Linked DNA regions of Homo sapiens: all the other regions are linked to region 4. Evidence: chromatin contacts called from ENCODE Hi-C or POLR2A ChIA-PET data. All regions are on one chromosome and are shown on one strand. The core of a region is the stretch at or near the end of the contact, and the rest is flanking DNA. Distances in the headings are between cores, read along the strand shown.

Evidence for each region. Hi-C counts contacts between places; a loop is a spot of excess contacts on that map. ChIA-PET counts read pairs that join two places held with the same protein, here RNA polymerase II (POLR2A). Pooled maps may share reads with other maps.
Region 1: a pooled map shows a loop between it and region 4 (4-fold over the local background). The contact joins the promoter of LINC02274 here to the promoter of ACOT2 in region 4. A Hi-C loop is called at or near these places in 7 of 50 pooled maps. POLR2A ChIA-PET finds 5 or more read pairs at or near these places in 7 of 52 experiments (AG04450, GM12878, WTC11 and 2 more).
Region 2: a loop to region 4 is called in a map of PC-3, with 2.1 times the contacts of the local background. The contact joins the enhancer-like site here to the promoter of ACOT2 in region 4. A Hi-C loop is called at or near these places in 1 of 168 maps with a recorded cell type or tissue (PC-3) and 2 of 50 pooled maps. POLR2A ChIA-PET finds 5 or more read pairs at or near these places in 2 of 52 experiments (GM12878 and activated T-cell).
Region 3: a loop to region 4 is called in a map of CD8-positive, alpha-beta T cell, with 6 times the contacts of the local background. The contact joins the promoter of PTGR2 here to the promoter of ACOT2 in region 4. A Hi-C loop is called at or near these places in 1 of 168 maps with a recorded cell type or tissue (CD8-positive, alpha-beta T cell) and 9 of 50 pooled maps. POLR2A ChIA-PET finds 5 or more read pairs at or near these places in 10 of 52 experiments (CD4-positive, alpha-beta T cell, GM12878, HepG2 and 5 more).
Region 5: a loop to region 4 is called in a pooled map, with 3 times the contacts of the local background. The contact joins the promoter of PAPLN-AS1 here to the promoter of ACOT2 in region 4. A Hi-C loop is called at or near these places in 2 of 37 single-sample maps with no recorded cell type and 4 of 50 pooled maps. POLR2A ChIA-PET finds 5 or more read pairs at or near these places in 2 of 52 experiments (WTC11 and activated T-cell).
Region 6: a loop to region 4 is called in a pooled map, with 8 times the contacts of the local background. The contact joins the promoter of COQ6 here to the promoter of ACOT2 in region 4. A Hi-C loop is called at or near these places in 9 of 50 pooled maps. POLR2A ChIA-PET finds 5 or more read pairs at or near these places in 7 of 52 experiments (CD4-positive, alpha-beta T cell, Caco-2, HCT116 and 4 more).

The regions. Positions count from the first base shown.
Region 1 is chr14:73,828,414-73,832,487 of GRCh38, reverse strand. It overlaps LINC02274 (long intergenic non-protein coding RNA 2274), which reads left to right and starts at 2,353. Exons shown (of 2, transcript NR_135238.1): 1 at 2,353-2,592.
Region 2 is chr14:73,221,112-73,224,846 of GRCh38, reverse strand. PSEN1 (presenilin 1) reads right to left here. Exons shown (of 12, transcript NM_000021.4): 12 at 1,156-3,735. Among named protein-coding and RNA genes, the nearest start is that of PAPLN, 15 kb to the left of the region's middle. RefSeq lists an enhancer at 1,400-1,912. Within about 2 kb of position 1,691, at least 3 of the 41 ENCODE cell types and tissues checked have a DNase peak (open chromatin) inside an H3K27ac peak, as active enhancers do.
Region 3 is chr14:73,849,505-73,853,356 of GRCh38, reverse strand. PTGR2 (prostaglandin reductase 2) reads right to left here and starts at 1,526. Exons shown (of 10, transcript NM_001146154.2): 1 at 1,414-1,526. RefSeq lists an enhancer at 1,731-1,780 and a silencer at 1,390-1,792.
Region 4 is chr14:73,567,487-73,571,134 of GRCh38, reverse strand. It overlaps ACOT2 (acyl-CoA thioesterase 2), which reads right to left and starts at 1,922. Exons shown (of 3, transcript NM_006821.6): 1 at 1,252-1,922. The coding sequence starts at 1,894. It also overlaps a transcript of HEATR4 not described here and the pseudogene NT5CP1. RefSeq lists enhancers at 1,142-1,311, 2,506-3,648.
Region 5 is chr14:73,243,682-73,247,911 of GRCh38, reverse strand. PAPLN-AS1 (PAPLN antisense RNA 1) reads left to right here and starts at 1,911. Exons shown (of 2, transcript NR_135248.1): 1 at 1,911-2,388; 2 at 2,668-3,894. PAPLN (papilin, proteoglycan like sulfated glycoprotein) reads right to left here. Exons shown (of 27, transcript NM_001365906.3): 3 at 3,153-3,268; 4 at 2,216-2,276; 5 at 1,737-1,839. It also overlaps the pseudogene RNU6-419P. RefSeq lists enhancers at 150-651, 790-859 and a silencer at 1,807-2,076.
Region 6 is chr14:73,948,242-73,952,236 of GRCh38, reverse strand. It overlaps COQ6 (coenzyme Q6, monooxygenase), which reads right to left and starts at 1,935. Exons shown (of 12, transcript NM_182476.3): 1 at 1,742-1,935. The coding sequence starts at 1,904. It overlaps FAM161B (FAM161 centrosomal protein B), which reads left to right and starts at 2,143. Exons shown (of 9, transcript NM_152445.3): 1 at 2,143-2,264. The coding sequence starts at 2,211. RefSeq lists a silencer at 1-183 and enhancers at 2,177-2,236, 1,253-2,253.

The sequences.
Region 1 (4,074 bases), core at 1,104-3,603, 260 kb before region 4:
TCAAGACTGGGCAACAAAGTGATGTCCCGTCTCTATGAAAAATTTTAAAATTAGCTGGGCATGGTGGCACGTGCCTATAGTCCTAGCTACTTGGGGGGCTAAGGTGAGAGGATCACTTGAGCCCAGAAGGTTGAGGCTACAATGACTTGTGATTGTGCCATTGCACGCAAGCCTGGGTAACAGAGCAAGACTCTGTCTCAAAAATAAAATAAAATAAAATAAAATAAATAGTAATAATCAGCACCCAAGAAGTTCCCTGTGCATCCCCTGAGTGATCACAACCATCTCCCTCCTATCAGAATTACTATTATACTAACTTTCATGATGTTAATTCCTTCTTGTTCTTTATAATCTACCACCTGTATTTGAATTTTATATGTGTGGATTCCCACTGTGCACATTCTTCTGTATCATGCTTCTTTCCCTCAATGTTATGTTTGTGGGATTCAAACAACTAACTCACTGGTTGTCACCGTAGCTCACTCATTTTCATTGCTGTATTGTATGAATCCACTACGATGCATCTCTTTCATTCTTTTTCTACTTTTTTTGAGACGTAGTCTCTCTCTGTCACCCAGGCTGGAGTGCAGTGGCACGATCTTGGCTCACTGCAACCTCCGCCTCCCGAGTTCAAGCAATTCTCTGCCTCAGCCTCCCAAGTAGCTGGGATTACAGGCACCTGCCACCATGCCCAGCTCATTTTTTTTTTTTGTATTTTTAGTAGAGACAGGGTTTCACCCTCTGGGCCAGGCTGGTCTTGAACTCATGACCTCGTGGTCCACCCACCTCAGCCTCCCAAAGTGCTGGGATTGGTGGCAGGCGCCTGTAGTCCCAGCTACTGCGGGGGCTGAGGCAGGAGAATCACTTGAACCCGGGAGGCGGAGGTTGCAGTGAGCTGAGATTGCGCCACTGCACTCCAGCCTGGTGACAGAGCGAGACTCCGTCTCAAAAAAAAAAAAAAAAAAAAAATAGATAGGATTGTTTCTGTTTTGAGCCTATTATGAACAATGCTGCCAAGAACATTCTTGCACCTAAATCCTGATACCCTTGTGCAAGAGCTTTTGTAAGGTGATGGCATCAGGGGGCTTCCCTTTAATCAGGGCTTAGTGCATTCACGCTTTTCCCCTGTCTCCTCTTCCAAAACCACCTCTCAGGAAAGGATTAGAAGTTCACTCATGTTAAGGTATAAATGGCTGAGAAGGATTAACATGTAGTCTCTCCCATATAACTGTGAGGTGGGGACAAAGGAATTAATTTCTAATTGTAGAATTTTAGTATCATGCCGGGCGCGGTGGCTCACGCCTATAATCTCGGCACTTTGGGAGGCCGAAGCGGGCGGATCACAAGGTCAGGAGATTGAGACCATCCTGGCTAACACAGTGAAACTCCGTCTCTACTAAAAATACAAAAAAATTAGCTTAGTGTGGTGGCGGGTGCCTGTAGTCCCAGCTACTTGGGAGGCTGAGGCAGGAGAATGGCGTGATCCCAGGAGGCGGAGCTTGCGGTGAGCCGAGATTGGCCACTGCACTCCAGCCTGGGCGACAGAGCAAGACTCCGTCTTAAAAAAAAAAAAAGAAAAAAAAAGAATTTTAGTATCAAGAGATTGGTGGAGAGAAATCCATTAAGTTAGCCCTAAAAAAAGCATCACATGGTTGTAATACCATGAACCAAGAAAATGAAAAAGAAAAAATCCATATAGACAACAACAACAAACCAGCCAAGGTGCTATACTCTACTTGAAAGGTCAAAACCCACATACAAGAAACGAAGTCCCGCTGGGCACAGTGGCTCATGCCTGTAATCCCAGCACTTTGGGAGGCTGAGGTGGGTATATCATCTGAGGTCAGGAGTTCGAGACCAGCCTGACCAACATGGTGATACCCCATCTCTACTAAATATACAAAATTAGCTGGGCGGGTGGTGCGTGCCTGTAATCCCAGCTACTTGAGAGGCTGAGGCAGGAGAATCGCTTGAACCTGGGAGGCAGAGGTTACAGTGAGCCAAGATCACACCATTGCACTCCAGCCTGGGCAATAAGAGCTAAACTTCGTCTCAAAAAAAAAAAAAAAAAAAAAAGAAGAAGGAGAAGAAATGAGGTCCTGTCTCCGAGGATCAGTTGGTAGTTAATGGCTAAGCTAACTGGTGATAGAGTGGTCAAAAGTAAGTCCTCAAGGCCAGATACCTGCACTTGAACCTCAGCTCCATCAGCTAGATGAGTCACGTTCTCCCAGCCGCAGTTCCTCTTCTGAGAAATCGACATAATGAGAGTACTGACCTCATCAGGCTGTTGTGAAAATAAAATAATGACTGAATCACATTTCACACAGCGCTTTCCGTTTAGTAAGTGCTCAAATAGTATTGGGCATCCTTCTTATTTGTGTTATTTGATGCTGAGTGTGAGCACTTTCTCTGTGTCAGGGTAAGCCAATGATCTGAGTAGGGCTTGATAATGCCATTGGAGAGTCTGACAAGATCAAAGTGTAAATGGGAGAGAAGAGGAAAAGAAGGAAAGAAATGAGAGCCACATATCTACTGGCAAAAGGAAAAGTGCAAAATTTCCAAGGGCAGGCTGCTGAAGGCCTGCCAGAGCGGGTAAGTGGAGAGGCTGGGCCAGAGAGGCAGAGGGGCTGCTCACCTAGATCAGGCCCAAGAAGCGGTTTGAGTGGGTCTCACTGTGTCAGGATAGAGAGGTCAGGTGTAGTCAATACATGAATAGGAAGGTGCAGGGCAAGAAGTAGGTCAGACAACAGCAAAGGTGTGCATGCCCACAGGATTGCTGTAGATCAACTGGAACTGAGGCCTGTGGCTTGTGATGCAGCTGTGGCTAACAGCTCCTATGCATGCTGATGGCTTCACGTCTCAAGCACCAGTGGAGTCTCTCAGCTTTTCTGCTTCAGAATTTTCTCCTCAGCTTGGAAGCTTGCTCAGTCCAACTTGCAGATACAGCCACAGAAGAAAGGGGCGGGAGCTGGGTAGTAGGGGAGTGGGAGAGTGCCAATGGAAGATGAAGGTTGCTGGATAAATGTCCCAACCTCTCACACTTCAGCAGGACAATTTTGGGTGGTTTCTATATGGTTCTTCAAAAGTGTGCAGGGAGATTGAGCCAATTGTCCACAGTGACAACCCAGCTCAGTAATGTATCTTTCATTGGCTTTCCGTCCTTCCTGTATCACTCTCCTCTCTCCCTCCCCGTCTTCCTTGGATATCTTCCCAAGTAAACTATTGTCACCCAAGTTCTTGTCTCAGGGTCTGCTTTAGGAGGCACCAAACCTAAGTTGTTTTATTACTAACACAAATCTGAAGCTGAGATTCCAAAAACTGAAACAAAAACTAACTTAAATAGAATGTAGTCTTGATGTGGGGGCTCACGCCTGTAATCCCAGCACTTTGTGAGGCCAAGGCGGATGGATCACTTGAGTCCAGGAGTTCAAGACCAGCCTGGGCAACATGGCGAAACCTCATCTCTATAAAAAAATAGAAAAATTAGCCAGGTGTGGTGGTGCAGGCCTGTAGTCCCAGCTACTTGGGAGGCTGAGGTGGGAGGATCGCTTGAGCCTAGGAGGGTGAGACTGCAGTAAGCCACCATCATGCCTCTGCACTCCAGCCTGGAAGACAGAGCAAGACACTGTCTCAAAAAAATAATTAATAATAAACTAAAAATAAATATAATAGAATGTTGAAGAAACATGGTCTAAGTGGAAATTAGGAGTGATTTTGCCAATGGAAAATTTCAAGAACTAATAGATCCTGTTCCAGCAGGTGTGACTAGAGAAAGAGGGAAAAAAAAAAAGAATAGAGTCAAAATCATTGTATAAGCTAGATGTGCTCAGATAAACCAAACGTGGGCAGGCATATGAATAGAAGAAAAAACAAACTGCAGGAGTATTAGAAGAAAATGTAAGCAATCCTGGGAAAATAGTCCTCAGAAATTCTCACAAAGGACCATATATGAGGTTGTTCATTACAGGGTTGTTTGTGGTAAGGGGAGTTGAAAGCTCCAGGGGCTCGATGCTGGGGGAAGGGATGAGGGTAGCAGTTAGAATCAAGAAACTGAGGGTACCATGGCTATGTGGA
Region 2 (3,735 bases), core at 442-2,941, 350 kb after region 4:
CTCAAAGTCCGTCCTCATTCTCATCAAGATCACCATTGTCCCATCCTGGTTAACACGGTGAAACCCTGCCTCTACTAAAAATACAAAAAAATTAGCCGGGCGTGGCGGGCGCCTGTAGTCCCAGCTACTCAGGAGGCTGAGGCAGGAGAATGGCATGAACCCAGGAGGCGGAGCTTGCAGTGAGCTGAGATCGCGCCACTGCACTCCAGCCTGGGCAACAGAGCGAGACTCCGTCTCAAAAAAAAAAAACAAGAACACCATTGTCAGGACCCCTAAAAATCAGAAACCTCTCCCAAGTCCTGATGCCTCTGTAGGAGACTCCACAGACACTGCCTAAAAGAGCCATGAAAACAAATGATGCCTCCAATTCTCAAAGGAGGGAATAAACACTCCCTGCTTCCTGATGCCCTTAGCAGATGTAGCCGGGAACACATCAATGTCTTATCTGCCCCCTTCTGAAGACCATGGCCAACTGTGGTTTTTCTGCCATAAATGTATTTCTGATCAATCATTTCCAGATTGTATGTTATTTACTGTTTAGAAACAAAACGTTTTATCAAGTTTGGGGAATGGAGTGAGAGGACATTCTATGCTCTACCAGGTCAATAAAAGTAATGTTGCCTTTTCCCATTAGTGTGACCTAATTTCTTTAAAAAAAATCCTCCAGCACATATCTGCACTGTACAACATACGTCTTATAAGTTTACAGTTTCTTCTGACATATTTACATTAATGTGAAAGTTATTAGAAAAAATATCTTTCAGGATGTATTAAGGATAGCTGCTTTGGGGCTTTTATAAACAGATTTAATATTACACTCTTCAGAGCTGTGGTGTGCTATAATCCATACCACTTTCTTATGAGTTAAGAATAGAAACAATGCATTTGTTTCTAAACTTTTTTTTTTTTGAGACAGAGTCTTGCTCTGTCGCCCAGGCTGGAGTGCAGTGGTGAGATCTCGGCTCACTGCAACCTCTGCCTCCTGGGTTCAAGCGATTCTCATGCCTCAGCCTTCCGAGTAGCTGGGACTACAGGCGCCCACCACCACGCCTGGCTAATTTTTGTATTCTAAACTGTTTCTTGATAAGTGCTAGACAGTTCTGTGAGTTACAGTTATACATTATGATACTTTCATGTAAAAAACACTAGCACAGCTGGATTCATGCAGTCTTTATTAATCTGACAAATACAGAAAATCTGCAATCAGCTATCAAAATTATATCTTACCAAGAATTTGAAAGGTATTTATAAAAAAGGTGTATTCACAGTCTGTCTGAATTAAGTACAAAGCAGTGTCCACAGAAGCAGAAGGCAGACAACATGTGAGAGTAAATGATCCCACTGAAACCCTCACCCCAGCACCTCCAAGGACACCAAAAACAAGACAGTCCTGTACTTGCTACTATATGCAGCTGACTTTGAAACTGCCTAGTCTCAACAATTACGTATTTCAAAAGGAAAATTGCTTTCTGGGAAATCGTCCCTGCTACACAGACACACAGACCAACTGGCAATGCTGCCACCACATGTCAGGGCTCAGGGTGGACCCAGCACATCCACTAAGAGGCACCCTGCTGCCCAAGGCTGTGGGAGACAGCTTTGATGTTCAAGAAAGGGGTTCATTTCAGCACCAGGGTGCTTTTTTATATGCAAATCTGAGGTGTTTCCCGTTAGAGGAGAGGACTATGCAGATGATCACATGCAGATGTCTCTGAGCTGTGAGCCCGATGACAGCTTTGTTGGTACACTCTGGCCAGCCATTTCACAACGCACTATGAAGAGCTGAAACCTCTGTTTTTAATCTCTTGTGTTGTGGGAATTTAAAGAGGTGAGAAGATCACAAGGATCACTTCTAGGCTCAAACTTATGATTATATGATAGTTTCCAGCCCAAGGGCAAAACCAAATGTCCAATTTTCACGTCTCCTTCCAAATTCAATGTTGGAAGGCAGGTGAGGAGGTGAGGAGAAGGGCAGGTCAAACTGTTCCTTATAGACATAACAGCAAATTTAGAGAAGGAGTACTTTACTGAATGGATTGATTTCTGAATCAAGTCACTTTTATAACACCAATGTATAAGCCCTCAGTAATGGTAACTGTTAAAAGTGGTTATTTGACAAATACCCAATATTTTAGAGAAGTTAAAGAAAGATGGCATATACCAGAAAACAAGAGATTATAACTACATTCTGAGAATTTATCTTATTCATCTTTGCATCCTCAGACTCCAGAACCTACGGGAACACAGAAAACACTGAACAAATTTTTTCATAGTGGTTTCTGAGCTCTTTTTCTTCCAGGGTTAGATCACAAATGATCAAATATACAAAGCCTTGGGGGTTGGGATCAAAGGCTTCCCGCAGTCATCTAACCCTGGGAGACCTTATTTGGTAGTTAAACTTATATTTCACACTCTACAAGTTATATCGAGAATACATACACTGTCTGAGGCCACGTAAATAACAAGTAATAAACATCATCTGTTTGGGCATCTATTGCAAAAGGAGGGTTTTTAAAAGCAGAGAGACTACAGAATGGGAATCCCGGAGTCTGAAAGTAAAAACACTGCCTCTTCAGTTGTTGCTTCTGTAGTAAAATCAACAAATTGCTTACTTATGACTGTTTTCTTCCAAGTTGCTTAGAAAGCTTCTACTTTTTCTAATTGAGAAATTGAGTCATTTGGAGTCAGAGCTGTGATTCTAGGAACACACACGAACCTACTGAGAACCAAAAACAGGAAGGTGAGTCTTTCCTCTCTGAAAAAAAATCTGCAAATCTTCCAAATATGATTGGTATTCCCATAGGCATGTAATGACATTCTGTCCATAAATACCCTTTATTCTGTAGCCCAGTCAGACTCAGACTCTTAGTGGCTACTTTCCTTCCTTACTGTCTTCCATCTTTTTATTAAGCAGATTGGCTTGGCTGGTCATACTCTACTGCTGGTTTTGCCCGACTCTATAACCACCGCCTGTCCCGTGTGAGTGAAGGCACATCCTTATGGAAATTGCTACTGTTCTTTCCAGTGACAATCTATTTTTCATGGTGGAAGACTAGCATTTGGATGTTTTAGGAATGACTGAACTAATTCTAAAAAGAATGTTTGAGGGAAAAGTTCTCTGCCTGAGATGAATGATTTAAAGAAATAAGATGGGCTGTAGTCTCAGCTACTCAGGCTGAGGTGGATTACTTGAGCCCAGGAGTTCAAGTCTAGCCTGGGCAACACAGCAAAATCCTGTCCTTTAAAAAAAAAAAAAGGAAAGATAGGTTCTCTGTACACTGTCTAACAATGTGGCTGAGATGTGGCTCAAACTTGGAGAAAGAGACAGAATAATTGCCATCTTTCTACACAGGACAATCAGTAATACATAGGATGGATTTAAATACACACACCCCACGTACCCTCTTCAGAGAAGAAATGTATCATGAAAGGTGCAACACATTTGGGATCCTTACACAAATAAATTACTCTAGATTAGGGATCCCTCAAGAATGCTTCCAATCACAAATTGCTATTCAGGTGGCTTTGCTGTAGCTGTGCTTTCTCAATGATAATACCCATGCTAGCACATGTCTGAGAGAGGGAATGAATCTTGGAAGAAGGGATTTCATGGAAAAAAATGAATTGAGATGATAGAACCTACTACTTTAAATCCCCCTTTCTTTGCATAGCTCTTATTTTTCCTGTCTGTGACTGCCTAATATAAGCCAATTTTAATTTAAATTCAGATCAGTA
Region 3 (3,852 bases), core at 277-2,776, 280 kb before region 4:
GAGCGAAACTCCATCTCAAAAAAAAAGAAAAAAGAGAAGAAAAAAGAGGTACAGAAAGAGAATAATTCGCCCAGAGTCGCCCAACTTGTAATAACGCTAGAACCCATACTCCAACACGGCACCTGCTATTTCCATCACATGAGCTTCCTAATACCTTTTAATACCCTTATTTCGTGCGATTATTCTGCCACTAGCAACCCTGTTGACCACGCCTTGTTATAAAACGTATCTTTCTGGGCCCAGAGCCGTGGCTCACACCTGTAATTCCAGCACTTTGGGAGGCTGAGGTGGGAGGCTCACTTGAGGCCAGGAATTCGAGACCAGTCTGGCCAACATGGGAAAACCCCGCTCTACTAAAAATACAAAAATTAAGCGTGGTGGTGGGCGCCTATAGTCCCAGCTACACAGGAGGCTGAAGCTGGAGAACTGCCTGAACCCAGGAGACTGAGGCTGCAGTGAGCCGAGATCCAGCCAGGACACTCCAGCCTGGGCAACAGAGCGAGACTTTGTCTCAAAAAACAAACAAACAAACCACGTGTCTTTCTGGATCTCTCTGCCAGTCTTCTCCTCCCCTTCCGGTTTTCTGGTCTCCCCCTTCCCCTCCCGAAGTCTTGCATGTGGAGATTCCTATCTTGCTCTTCCCTTTCTCAGTGACCTCCCTGAGCCCTGTGGCTCCTCCTACCAACCACTTTATATGGAAATTAATAATAATTTGCGTCTCTAGCCCAGAATTTCAAACTAACTGCCCAGCTCGTCAGCGCTAAGAGGATAAGGACTCGTCTGCTTTGTTCAATGATGTGAATCCAGGCCGGGCGCGATGGCTCACGCCTGTAATCCCAGCACTCTGAGAGGCCGAGGCAGGCAGATCACGAGGTCAGGAGATCAAGACCATCCTGGCTAACACGGTGAAATCTCGTCTCTACCAAAAATACAAAAAATTATCCGGGCGCAGTAGTAATCCCAGCTACTCGGGAGGCTGAGGCAGGAGAATCGCTTGAACCCGAGAGATGGAGGCTGCAGTGAGCCGAGATCGCGCCACTGCACTCCAACCTGGGCGACAGACAGAGCGAGACTCCGTCACACACACAAAAAAATGTGAGTCCAATCCCCTATGCCCGGCGCATGGTACGTGCTCAACAAATCTGTGTTAAATGAAAGTTTCAGAGGCACCTCAAACACAATTACGTCAAAACCTCAGGTTGCTTTCCCCCAGTAATTCAAAAAAAACCCCAAAACCTGCTTCTGTTTCTCGAGCATTCCCTATCTCAGTGTTGCGGGCAATAACGCCAGTGTCCCCGGTAGCTCCGGGAGGACGCCTAGAAGTCACCCTGGTTGAGAGTCTTCTTCCTCACCGCTGGGGCCCGAAGCAGCTTCGGGAGCCACAGTCGCGGGAGCCGCTCGCGCGTCACTGACCCTGTGGAGCCCGGGTGAACGAAATCTCGCGTGATTTGCCGGAAAGAGGCTGTACTGCACGACCCCAGCTCGCCCCCAGGCCTCGGCCCTCTGACCGCAGTACGCAGGCGCGCGACTAGGCCCGGCTCCGCGCCCCCTCCCCTCCCAGGGGCGGGGTTTGGAAGCTTAGGGATTGGAAGTTTAGGATTCCTGGGCGCCCCACGTTTCCGGGAGAAGCAAGGGAAATGCGGAACGTCAGGGGAGAGTTACTAGTCTGGGCAAAGTGCATTAATAACTTAACTGAGATTGGTTCCTTGTGGCCGCCCCTACTGCCTTGACCCAAAGAGCAAATCTTGCAGCCTTGACCAGTGAGTTCACATTTAGCAGTCCGTGAAGAAGTTTTATTAGTTTTGTGGATTTCTCCCTGAACCTCGATTGGGAAATTATAGTGAGACAGGGACCGTCAAGCCTACTCCTTGTTTTATAGATGGGGAAACTGAGTCTCGGAGAGCTGATGTGATTGGACCACCTACCTTTCAGCTGGTTAGGGGCAGTGCTGGGATAAAACCCCTCTCTCCGGACCCTAATCCAGGGCCCCTTTGCGCCTCTTTTATTTCACGAAGAATACCAAATTCCTCCAAGATTACCAGTGTGGGCTGATTTCTCAATTTCATTCATCGTTAGTCGTCTCCTTTTGTGCTGGACTGGGTTGAGAGAAGTGTATACCTAGGACAGCTTCGGATCCCCAGGGACTTCAAACCCTAAGAAAGATCATCTGAATTAGGCAGGTATAAGAATTGCTTGTATTCATGTGGGAGCTAATAGCTCAGCACAAGTCATGCATGGAGTAGCTGAAAGATGACTAGGTTGGTGAGCAAGGGAATAGTGATCAAACAGGTTGGAGTTCCTGGTAGCTTTATGTCTGAATATTTTTGCTTCTTTGGGAAAGCTTCAGGAAGGACTAGGAGAATTACACTACTTTGCAAACATTTTCAGACAGGAGCTAATCTCTTTTATCTGTCATGGACAGGTAGACAGACCTTCAATGCCTTTTGTAATGACTTAAACCAAATGATGAAAAATAAAATGCTCAAATAGACAAAAAGTAGTAGTATAAAATAAAGGTAATCTAGAACTTGATTTAAAAGAAACACTTTCAAAATAGAAAAGAAGCCCTGCAATATTAAATTAGTTTTGGGGCTGGACGCAGTGGCTCACGCCTGTAATCTCAGACCTTTGGGAGGCAGAGGCAGGTGGATTGCTTGAGTCAGGAGTTCGAGACCAGCCTGGGCAACGTGGTGAAACCGCATTTCTTCAAAAAATAAAAAATAAAATGAAATTAGCTAGGTGTGGTGGTGCTTGCTGGTAGTCTCTCAGCTGCTCAGTAGGCTGCAGCGAGCCTTGATCACACCACTGCACTCCAGCCTGGGTGACAGACTGATACCTTGTCTCAAAAATTTTAAATATATGTATGTGTATTAATTAGTTTTAGCTCTCTTGATTCTAGGGTCTGTGAACTCCTTGTAACAAGTGTGATTTTTCTCGCCAAAATGAGTTCCCAAAAATTCAAGAGATGAGTAGAGGATTTATAGGTACATTTCTATCCAGTTTATCCTCTTCTTCTAAATTTTCTCTAACACCAAGGATTACTATCATTTACATAATGCGTAGTTTGAGTTGGATAATGCCTTATATGATTTTTTGCCTACATGATTTAATTTTCAAAACAGCCCTATTATTATTATTACCATTTTACGAATGAGGAAACCGAAGTTAAGCTAGTTAAGTTCTAAGTCAGGTTAAGTAACTAATAAGTAAAGGAGCAAGTTATCCTGCCTGAGTCCAAGCACCTGACCCTTTGTTATATTTGCCATAAATCTGGAATTCCCTACTCCTCCCTCTTTGCAGAACTTTGTACTGCCTCCTTCTCATCGTTCAAGCAATTCCTGAGAATCATTTTCTTTTTTTTCTTTTTTCTTTTCTTTTTTTTTTTTTTTTTTTTTGAGACGGAGTCTCTCTCTGTCGCCCAGGCTGGAGTGCAGTGGCACGATCTCGGCCTACTGCAACCTCTGCCTCCCGGGTTCAAGCAATTGAGCCTACTGAGTAGCTGGAACTACAGGTGCATGCCACCACACCCAGCTAATTTTTGTATTTTTAGTAGAAATGGGGTTTCATCATGTCGGCCAGGCTGGTCTCAAACTCCTGACCTCAGGTGATCCACCTGCCTTGGCCTCCCAAAGTGCTGGGATTAAAGGCATGAGCCACCACGCCCAGCCCTGAGAATCATTTTCTAGACTTCACTAGAAGGAAGTGTCAATTCTTCTCATCTCCATCTTATCAAAAAAAAATACATAGTATATATTGTTTCATTCAAGCATGATAAATATAGGCCAGGTGCAGTGGCTCACACTCATAATTCCAGCACTTAGGGAGGCGAGACAGGAGGATCACTTGAGGCCA
Region 4 (3,648 bases), core at 673-3,172:
AGGCCCTGCAGGGGGCAGCAGCTGCAGCTGGAGCAATGGTGGGCGGGCAGGCACCAAAACCTCTGCACTGTCACAGGCCCAGCCACCTGGCACCTCCTAGCTGCCATGGAAATACAGTGAGAAAACCAGTCGGAATTCTTATTTAAAAAAAAAAAAAAGTGGCTTCCTAGTCAATACATAAATAAGAACATTAAAAAATTGAAACTACCTGAATTTTTTTTTTTTTTTTTTAAGATAGAGTCACTCTTGTCCCCCAGGCTGGAGTGCAATGGCATGATCTCAGCTCACTGCAACCTCTGCCTCCCGGGTTCCAGCGATTCTCCTGCCTCAACCTCCTAAGTAGTTGGGACTACAGGCATGCACCACCACGCCTGGCTAATTTTTCTATTTTTAGTAGAGATGGGGTTTCACCATGTTGGCCAGGCTGGTCTCGAACTCCTGACCTCAGGTGATCCGCCGGCCTCGGCCTCCCAAAGCGCTAGGATTACAGGCGTTAGCCACCGCGCCCGGCCTGTTTTGTTTTTAATATAAGTGTCTTTTTCCTTTCCTTACAATGTCTTTTTTTTGAGACGGAGTCTCGCTCTGTCGCCCAGGCTGGAGTGCAGTGGCGCGATCTCAGCTCACTACAAACTCTGCCTCCCGGGTTCACACCATTCTCCTGCCTCAGCCTCCCGAGTAGCTGGGACTACAGGCGCCCGCTACTACGCCCAGCTACTGTTTTGTATTTTTAGTAGAGACGGGGTTTCACCGTGTTAGTCAGGATGGCCTCAATCTTTTGATCTCGTGATCTGCCCGCCGAGACTTCCCAAAGTGCTGGGATTACAAGCGTGAGCCACTGCGCCTGGCCCTTACAATGTCTTTTAACTGAGCACTAGGTTTGAGGGACCTCTCAGTTTTGGAGCGGCAGGGACACTTCCCCAATCAGCTTTCCATTCCATTCCTGTTTCTTTACACTAACCTCCGGAAGGTTGGAAGCTACATCCCTTCTTCGTGTGAAAAGGGCAGGGACGGAAAAAAAAAAAAAGTGTAACTCCCCTCAAAGTGCCGGGCGCGGTGGCTCACCCTGTAATCCCAGCTCTTAGGGAGGCAGAGGCGGGAAGATAGCTGGAGACCAGGAATTCGAAACCTGCCTGGGCAATATAGCCCGGGGGCGCGGCGGGGGGGCATACACATAAGCGAAAAGCGTGGGGCGGGGGAGACACACAAAGTGAAAGGCGAACGAACACGGAACAATTAGCGGAGGTGAGTCACCTGGCGGCAGGAAGAGCGTGCCTCGCACCCGGCCCACGCGCACCGGCTCGCGCCGCACCCCGGGCGGGAGGAAGTAGCGCTCGTGCCGCGTCTGGCACAGCAGCCGCCCGGGGTCGGGGTCGTGGCCATCCAGCACCTCCAGCTCCACGGCCAAGGGCGTTCGCACGTCGCGCTTCACCAGCCGCACCAAAGGTTTCTCGGGCTCCAAGGCCCAGAGCAGCCCCATGGGCTCAAGCCCCGCGAAGCTGCCGCCCAGCGCGGGCGCGCGCTCCAGGTCCAGCTCGCCAAGAGTGTCGGCGCGGTAGCGCGCGTGGGCCTGGAAAAGCGCGCCCTTCTCGTCGCGCAGGGACGCGCGCAGCGTGACCGGCTGCTCCGGGGCTAGGCCGCGCACGGCGATTCGCACCGGTTCGTCCCAGCAGCAGCGGCCCGCAGGCTCCAGGATCAGCGTCGCCGCCATCCGAGCAGGAACCCTAATGATCTGACCAACCTGCCTCAGCTGTGGAGACCCCAGGAACTGCGCCGAACTCTTCAGGCTCCATTGGTACAGCCGGGACGCTCGAAGGACAGCAGGAGATGAGGCCATTTTGAATTCAGACCTGAGAACAACTGAATGGGGGTGGGGAGAAAGAAGCTTGTTAGACATCCTCTCGGGCTGCCGTCGCAGGCTAAGCGCCCACTAGGGCAGAGCTGTCTGCTAACGTGAGCGGGGAAGGCCAGAGTCCAGCCGATCAGCCAGACCAAATATAGACACACTGGAACTTGCTTAAAGTCTCCTGTGTTGAAACCTCCACTTTATGTTGGAAAGCTACTTCCTAGGTTTGCTTTTCAGAAGCTTGCTGGCCTGCGGAATGGGCTGGACCAGGGCTGGTTCTTAAAGAACCAGGCAGCTAGCAGTCTCCAGGCTCCAAACTCCTGATGGCGAAGAGGAATGCAGAGCTGGAGTTAGTTTTGATCACTTTGTTGAATAATTCACACTCATTACTAATCTTAGGGCTTTTCTTTCAAAATCTGCACCATGGTGTTTTGCTTTTGTGTTCTCTGTATATGCCTATCCTCCACATCAATCCCACATCGAAGGGTGCTGGCTTCTTACTAGCTGTGTGACCTCTGAGCTTCATTCCTTACAAGTGTAAAAATAGCCAAATGGGGTAATAGGTAGTAATTTCTCAAACTCCTGACTTTGTAATCCGCCCGCCTCAGCCTCCCAAAATGCTAGGATTTACAGGCATGAGCCACCGCGCCCGGCTAATAGTTATTATTTTGTTTTACTGGTTTCTCAATTATTGTCCCAGTCAGGCAAGGGTTACTTTTTTTTTTTGAGAGACAGGGTCTCACTACATTGCCAGACTGGAGTACAGCGGCAGTTTACCATCACTGCACTTACAAACCTCCAACTCCTGGTGCTCAAGCCATCTTCCTGACTCAGCCTCTCAAATACCTCAAAGGACTACCGGAGCTCCCCATGCATCGCGCTTTTTTCTACTTTTTCGTAAGCTATTGGTTTCACCAGAGGTGTGGTGTTTTTTTTTTTCATCACTTAAGCTTTAGGCCCCTGCCAAGCCCTTGTACCTGATTTTATAATTTCCTACCTGTGTAATTAGAGAAAGCTATAAATGTGTAGGCTTCAAACCCACAAAACCTGTGTTTGCCTCTGCTCCTAATAAGGCTGTCCTCAAGGTAAGCCTTTTTATCTCGTTCCAAATCTCTCATGTCCCACGTCATTAATCATACAATTCCCTGTCAGTTCTAATTACCTTTGTATAACACCTCAAGTATGTTCTGTGCCTAGAACTCTCAGGAAGTAAGAAGGCAAATAATTCTGTGTCTGGAATTGGTTCCTTCTGGTGGATTCTTGGTCTCGCTGACATCAAGAATGAAGCCGCAGACCCTCGCAGTGACTGTTACAGTTCTTAATACAGTTCTGAAAAGTAGTGTGTCTGGAGTTTGTTTCCTCTGATGTTCAGATGCGTCCGGAATGTGTTCCTTCTGGTGGGTTCATGGTCTCGCTTCTCACCGACTTCAAGAGTAAAGCCACAGACCTTCAAGGTGAGTGTTACAGCTCATAAAGGCAGCAGGTCCAGAGTTGTTTTTCTTGTTCCTCTCAGTGGGTTCATGGTCTTGGCTTCAGGAGTGAAGCTGTATACCTTCACGGTGTTACAGCTCTGAAATGCAGTATGGACCCAAAGAAGGAGCAGTAGCAAGGTTTATTGTGAAGTACAAAAGAACAAAGCTTCCATCAGCCTGGAGCGGAACTCACGCAGGTTACCACTACTAGCTGGGGTGACCAGCTTTTATTCCCTTATTTGGCCCTGCTCATGTCCTGCTGATTGGTCCATTTTACAGAGCGCTGATTTTCCATTTTACAGAGTGCTGATTGGTTCGTTTTACAAAGTGCTG
Region 5 (4,230 bases), core at 662-3,161, 320 kb after region 4:
ACACACACACACACACACACACGGAGGATATGAGACTCCCACTGGGCCACGCCCACAGCCACGATCGCCACCACACACACACACACACACACACACACACACACACACACACACGGGATAAGAGACTCCCACTGGGCCACGCCCACTGCCACTATCGGCACAACACACACACACACGCACAGAGGACATGAGACTCCCACTGGGCCATGCCCACAGCCACGATCCCCACAACACACACACACACACACGCACACACACACAGGATAAGAGACTCCCACTGGGCCACACCCACTGCCACGATCGGCACAACACACACACACACGCACAGAGGACATGAGACTCCCACTGCGCCATGCCCACAGCCACGATCCCCACAACACACACACACACATACACAGGATATGAGACTCCCACTGGGCCATGCCCACAGCCACGATCCCCACCACACACACACAGAGAGAATATAAGTGCTCCTTGATCTGGAATCTAGAGTGCCACAGGGTCTCCAGAGGTCATTTGCCGCAAGCAGGGAAAACGAACACTCAGAAGACTTGTCTTGAGGAATCTTCTGATTCATCTAAAATGCTTAATGACATACATGTTGGTGCTTACCTGGGTGTTTTTTCCCTGAACTGTATTTCTCTAAAAATTAATGACTTATACCCTCCTCAGAGGTGCACAGACCATCTCCTCTGGCCCCCAGATCCTTGATAAATGAAGTCTTGGTGTACCAAGCCCCTTCCAGCCCCTCCTGCAGGATGACCGTGGGGCACCATTGCTACCGCTCCCGGGGTTCCCCATCTCCGTCTCTGTGCGACGGGAGGAACGCTTCCCATAGCAGACTGAGCAAAAACAGGGCTCAAAATGGTATAGACACACCATAGCTTCGTTTGAAAATATACATACATAAGGGGAGAAAGGATGGAAAGACCTCAAAATGGCTGCCATGGTGTTGCCACGGGCATGTGCTGGGGGGAGCAGGGGTACTGGTGATTGATTCATTATGGGTTGATCGATGGGGTATTTGACAAATGCTGGCTCTGGCAGCACATATACTAAAATTGGAACGATACAGAGATTAGCACAGCCCCTGCCCCCTTAGCTGGTATGGCATGCAAATTCATGAAGCATTCCATATTTACTTTAAAAATTATTTGGGAGGCTGAGGTGGAAGGATTGATTGAGCTTGGGAGGTACATGCTGCCCAGCTGACATGACACTGCTGCACTCAAGCCTGGGCAAGATCCTGTCTCAAAAAAAAAAAAAAAAGAAAGAAAGAAAAAGGAAAAGAAAAAAAGGAAAGGAAAGGAAGAGAGAAAAAAGAGCAAGCGAGAGAGAACGAGAGAGAAAGAAAAGAAAAAAAGATAAAGAAAAAGAGAGACCTCTTGCTCTCTCTCGAGGGACCTCTGCAGACCCTCTCCTCCCCAAAGGTGGGTCCTGTGGTCTACAAGATTTCCTGTACATTGCGAGCCCCCGCGCCCACCCAAAAAAAAAAAAAAAAAAAAAAAAAAAAATTGGTCGGGTACAGTGGCTCACGCCTGCAATCCCAGCACTCTGGGAGGTCGCTGCCGGCGGATCCCTTGAGCCCAGGAGTTCAAGACCAGCCTGGGCAACACAGTGAGACTGTCTCTAATATATATATATATGACAACGCCTCTATAATACGGCAATAGGAACTGTGGCATCAACGTAGGTATACAAGAGGCCCCGAGAGAGCGAGTCCCGGCCGCGCTCACCGCTGTAGTAGGGCAGCCACCGATACCGCCGCCCCTGGAACTCCGCTCCGTCGAACTCCGCGCACTGCTCGGCCCGGAAGTCCCGGGCGCCGTCGGGGCAGCTCTGCGGGGCGGAGGGGAAGTCGGGATCCAGGAGGGCGGAGTCCGAGGTCCGCCCACCTCCCGCCCCGCCCGAGCCCAGGGAGCCCAGGAGTCTCCCTTGCCTGCCCCATCGGAGCCGCCGGAGGTGGAGTCCGCCCCCCGGACCCCCGAACTCCTGTGCGTGCCCCTCCATGGTGCTCTAGGCTGTGGAGGGCAAGGCCAGTCCCCGGGAGCAGGGTGAGGAAGGGGCCCCCACGCAGCCCTGCTGTGGATTGGCGGGAGGACCCCAGGCTGGGCCAACCCAGCAGCCCGCGGCCAGGAGCGGGCATCCCAATGGGGAAATCGGCCAGGAGGGGCTGGGGAAGCTGGTGCCTTCGCCCGCGCCCCGTGAGCTTTACCTCCGTGCGACAAGAGCGGTGGCTCCGGGCGGGGCCCACGCAGCTGGAGCCTCCATCTCTCCTGCGGGACCAGAGCACCGGGAAGACCTGACCGAGACCCAACGTCCCTGCCCCCGTTCTGGGGCTCTCTGCAGGCCCCAACTTCTGCGGGACTCTCCAGTGGGAGCAGCAAGGTGAGAGGGTGTCCCCCGACCCCACCCCGTAAATCCCCCAGGTGGGAGTGAGCGACCCATGTTGGTACTCCAGAGAAGCGGGACTCAGAGCCCTACCCACCCTATAGTTTGGATTTAAGGCGGGACCACTCCACTGCATCTTAGGCAGATTCCCAGAGAAGACCCGAGGTGCATGAGATATAATACCCACCCGCTTGGCACAGCCATCCTGCGATCTAAGCAGGACATCAGTATAAGGCTCTTAGGATCATTCCTGGTCTCTCATTCCTCCTCACATAGGGTTCTCAGGAACAACCCCTATACAAACCGGGACAGAGGCACCTCACTACTCCTTCTGTGCCCCACCTTCTCCACTGACCCTGCCGGAGTGCAGCACACACAGCAAGCATTTAATAAATCGCTTGAAGTGGGGAACATCTGTACTCGGTAAAGAAACCACAGGAATTGGGAACTGCCGGTTGAAGATTATTTACCAGTTCCAGCAAAATTGACTGCACCTGCCATACTGCAGGCCGGTGCAGCATCAGGAGCTGGAGACCAGGGGCAACAGGCAGCACGCGTGCTCCAGCTCAGAGTGGAAGGCCCTGGGAAATGGTTTGATTTCCTGCGCTGAACTGATGCTGCTTCCAGAATGAATCTGCTCCTTGGTGGGTTCTGCTGATGTGGCCAGTGCTAGCCTAGGCCACGACCACCTAGCCCACCACCCAGAAGGCAGCATCCCCTGCTCCTGCTTTAACAAGCTGGCCCATTTTCATCTCTCCTACCTCTGGGAGTAGCAGGGGCGCTCCCGGAAGCTGACACCCCCTCCACAGGTCCGGCTGCAGGGGCTCCACTGGCTCCAGGGTCCCCAGGTGTCACTCTGCCGCCTCACCTTGGGAGCCTGCAGAAGACAGGACCATGCATCAGCATTGCCCACTCACAGCCTGAGCCCAGAGGCCCCTCCAAAGATGCTCTGCCTAAAACCCTCCCCTACCCATCAAGGAGTCTGGGATTCTCCCTTCCAGGGCCCACCTTTAGGACTCAGCAACACTGCCGGGCACCCCAAAACATATTCCTTTTCAGAATTAGCCTGCTTTCCTCATAAGGAGCTGAGAGCCAGGCCTGGAGGGCGGGAGCAGGAGCAGCTGGGAAGAGTTTGGAGTTTCAGGGGCCACTGGAGGGGAGGGACCCTACAGCCAGGGGCAGTTTGAGGGTCCAGGCATTTGTAGGTTAACCGTGATGTAGGGGAGGGGGGCCTAAAAGAAAATAAAGGGAAGCAACGTGGGGGGATCCTGCTAATCTGGCCGAGACTCCCAGGAGTACCCCAATATTCATCCCCTCCTTCTCCCATTGTGAGAGAATGCTTGAAAACTTGACTCAGCTGGGTACCTGGCTGCCCAAAATTTAAAAAAAAAATACATTTCCTGGACTGCCTGCAGCTAACTGTGGCTACATCACTTAGTTCTCATCAGTGAGATGTAAATACAAGTGTTGGGCAGCTGCCGCAAATAATCTCCTCAAGAGAGAGCCTGCGTGAGCCTTTGTCCTTTTCTCCTTCCTCCTGTACTCTTTCAGGCTGTCTGGGAAGCAGATGTGATGGCTGGAGTTGGAGCAGCCTTTTAGACTGTGAGGTAACTTGGAAATAGAGGCTTCAAACAGTGAAGCAAAGATAGAGGGACTCTAGAGCCTGGAGGATTTTGTGCAACAGAATAGCCCCAGACTTCTGACCCCTGGGTGTTTATATGAGAGAGGAATCATGTCTGTCTTATTGAAGAACTGTTATTTGGGACTCTACACAGGATTATAATCCTAGCAGGTACACTTTCCCACCAGAAAGATTGGACCCCTTGCAGCTGGCATCAG
Region 6 (3,995 bases), core at 686-3,185, 380 kb before region 4:
GCAGGAGAATCACTGGAACCTGGGAGGCAGAGGTTGCAGTGAGCTGGGATCCTGCCACTGCACTCCAGCCTGGGTGACAGAGCAGAGACTCTGTCTCAAAAAAAAAAAAAAAAAAAAAAAAAGTTAGCTCCAGCCATACAGACAGTGAGCGGTCCATCTTGGCAGCTTTTGCTGTGGAGGATGGGGCACAGGGACATGCTCTGTAGAGCATGCTCTGTAAAGGGCACTATCTTCTTTTTTTTTTTTTTTTTTTTTTGAGATATCGAGTTTCGCTCTTGTTGCCCAGGCTGGAGTGCAGTGGCGCGATCTCAGCTCACTGCAACCTCCCCCTTCCAGTTTCAAGCGATTCTCCTGCCTCAGCCTCCCAAGCAGCCATGAGAACCACCCTGTTACAGAAGTCTATGATCTGCTTTAAGTTAAATTTTGTGTATCTTGTGAGATGAGGATCATAGGGTGGAACAGCTGCCCTTAGATCAGGGTGTCCAATCTTTTGGCTTCCCCAGGCCACAGTGGAAGAATTGTCTTGGGTCACATATAAAAAAACACTAATATTAATGATAGCTGATGAGCTAAAAAAAAAAAAAAAATCACAAAAAAAAAATCTCATAATGGGCCAAGCATGGTGATTCATGCCTGTAATCCCAGCACTTTGGGAGGAAGGGGCAGGTGGATCACGAGATCAGGAGTTCGAGACCAGCCTGGCCAATATGGTGAAACCCCGTCTCTACTAAAAATACAAAAATTAGCCAGGCATGGTGGCACAAGCCTGTAATCCCAGAGGTTGCAGTGAGCTGAGATCGTGCCATTGTACTCCATCCTGGGCAACAAGAGCGAAACTCCATCTCAGGGAAAAAAAAAAAAGTGAAAAGACTACAAAATGGAAGAAAATATTTGCAAGTCATTTATCAGATAAGGGACTTATACAGAATAAACAAAATAATGGCCAGGCAGGGTTGCTTATGCCGGTAATCCCAGCACTTTGGGAGGCTGAGGCAGGTGGATTGCTTGAGCCCAGAAGTTCCAGACCAGCCTGGGCAACATAGTGAGACCTCGTCTCTACAAAAAAATACAAAAATCAGCCGAGTGGTGGCGCATTCCTGCAGTCCCAGCTATTTGGGAGGCAGAGGCAGGAGGATCAATTCAGCCAGGGAGGTTGAGGCTACAGTGAGCCGTGATCGTGCCACTGCACTGCAGCCTGGGCACAGCGGAAGACCCTGTCTCAAAAAATAAAAATAACTCTTACCACAGTATTCAAGAGACAAACTGCTCAATTAAAAACCGGGCAAAGGGTCTGAATAGGCATTTCTCTAAAGAAGATATACAAATGACCAATAAACATATGAAAGGATATTCAACATCATTAATCATTAGGGAAATACAAGTCAAAACCTGGAGATCCCACTTTACTTACACCCACTAGAATGTCTATAAACAAAAAGACAATGACAAGTACTGTCCAGGATCTGGAGAAACTGGAACTCTCATTTATAAATAACCCCGGGAAGGCCTGTTTTCCCATGAGTAGAACAGACTCTGAACGCCCCTCCCACTTTTGACCCTAATGGACCCTGAAGGACCACACGCATTCCGGCGTGCCCTGGGGTTCCTCTAGGAGGGGAGGGGAGAAGCGTCGCGAGACCTGAGAAATTGTCTTTGGGCAAGTCGTGCTAGGGCTCTCACGGCTCTCATCGTGCCTCCGCGGCCCGGTTTCCGGCCACTAGTAGCCTGGAGAAGGGCTTACCCAAGGCACAGGCCATGGCAGCGCCCACCAGGCCTCCACCCGACACCACCACGTCATACACGGTGTCTGTTGAGGCGCCGGACCACCTGCGCCAGGACACCAGCGGGCCGCTGTGGGGAGCTGCACGCACAGCCCCGCATCGGCTGACAAGCCGGGCCGCCATGGTGCAGACCTGCGCCGTCGCACTCAGAACTCCCGCAGGCCCACCTACGTAGTGCGTCCGGAGCAGAGCACTCCAATCCCGTCCCGCTTCCGCGGCGTCCTCAGAACCGGAAATAAAATGCGCGGAGAAAATAGGCCAATCGGAAAACGAACCTTGCCTCCTCGGGCGGGATGGATCGGAGGCTGCCCTGGAAGCCAACCAGACGCCAAAGCTAGAAAGGGGTGGACCCTGGCCCCGCATAGCTCTCGCTGCCACCGCTGCTGCCACTATCGCTGTCACTGTCGCTGCTGCCTCTGTCCAGCTGAAATGACCGTGGGGAGGCCTGAGGGAGCCCCCGGAGGCGCGGAGGGGAGCCGTCAGGTGAGGAGAGAAAAGAGACTGCCCCCGGGAAAGGAATCCCGGAGAGGAAACTGTTGGGCGTTGCCTTGGAGACAGACAGCAGGGGCGTGTCACGGAGGGGCGTGGGATTAAAATGAGCGTTTAGGGACCAGGAGGCGGACTCTGACTTACAGACCTGAACCTCTCGGACTTTATACGAGGCTCTTGATAGGCAATGTCACTCAGTTTTCGCTTATCCTCTTAGTACTCTATGACCAGTAGTACAATTGTCGTCTCATTTTTGTAGAAGAGAAAACTGAGGCACAAAGAGATTAAGAAAATTGCTCCCCAAATTTGGCCGGGCGTGGTGGTTCACGCCTGTAATCCTAGCACTTTGGGAGGCCGAGGCGGGTGGATCACCTGAGGTCAGGAGTTCGAGACCAGCCTGGCCAACATGGTGAAACTCCGTCTAAAAATTTAAAAAAAAAAAAAAAATTGGCCAGGCGCGCTGGCTCACGCCTGTAATCCCAGCACTTTGGGAGGCCAAGGAAAGCGGATCATGAGGTCAAGAGATCGAGACCAGGCTGGTTTCCATGGCAAAACCCCGTCTCTACTAAAAATACAAAAATTGGCCGGGTGCGGTGGCTTACTCCTGTAATGCAGCACTTTGGGACCTGAGGTCAGGAGTTCAAGACCAGCCTGACCAACATGGAGAAACCCTGTCTCTACTAAAAAAAATACAAAATTAGCTGGACGTGGTGGCACATGCCTGTAATCCCAGCTACTCGGGAGGCTGAGGCAAGAGAATTGCTTGAACCTGGGAGGTGGAGGTTGCAGTGAGCCGAGATTGTGCCATTGCACTCCAGCCTGGGCAACAAGAGCAAAACTCTCTCAAAAACAAAAACAAACAAACAAAAAAATACAAAAAATTATCTGGGCATGGTGGTGCGCGCCTGTAGTCCTAGCTACTCGGGAGGCTGAGGCAGGAGAATCACTTGAACCCGGGAGGTGGAGGTTGCAGTGAGCCAAGATTGCACCACTGCACTCTAGCCTGGCGACAGAGCGAGACTCCGTCTCAAAAAAAAAAAAAAATTAGCCAGGTGTGGTGGCGCGTGCCTCCAGTGATCCACCAGCCAAGGCCTCCCAAAGTGCTGGGATTACAGGCGTGAGCCAGTGCACCTGGTGGACCCCAAACTATTAAAGGCAAAAAGTAGATTGGCAGTTGCTTAGGGCTGGTGGGGTGGGGTGTGGAGGGTTAGGGGAAATAGGGAGTGACCACTAAAGCGTGTGGCATTTCTTTTAAGGGCGATGAAGGTGTTCTAAAATTGTGATGGTAGTTGCACAACTCTGTGTATATACTAAAACCACTGAATTGTACACTTTAAATGAGTGAATATATTGTATAGAAATTATGTCTTAATAAAGTTGTCTTTAAAAGAAAAGAAAAAACGTGCCCAAGATCACACACTGTAGCAGAGCCAGGGCTAGGGTGCATACATATCTCTGACTCTTACCCTGGATTTTAGTAAGCCTGGCTCCTCATCAATCAAGTGTCAATTCAAAATTCCTCCACAATGAAAAATAAAAATCAGCCCAGGACTGAGAAAGTATAACTCAGACTGTCATAGGCATAGATAATGCCAACGGCAAGAGCATCAGGAAACAGTGTTTCTCTCAGGGCCATAACATAGGTGCAAAATTACTAACACCCCTTCTTCCAAAAGGCTTACTGATCAATTACTTACCCACCCTACTTTATTCTTCTCACCTTTT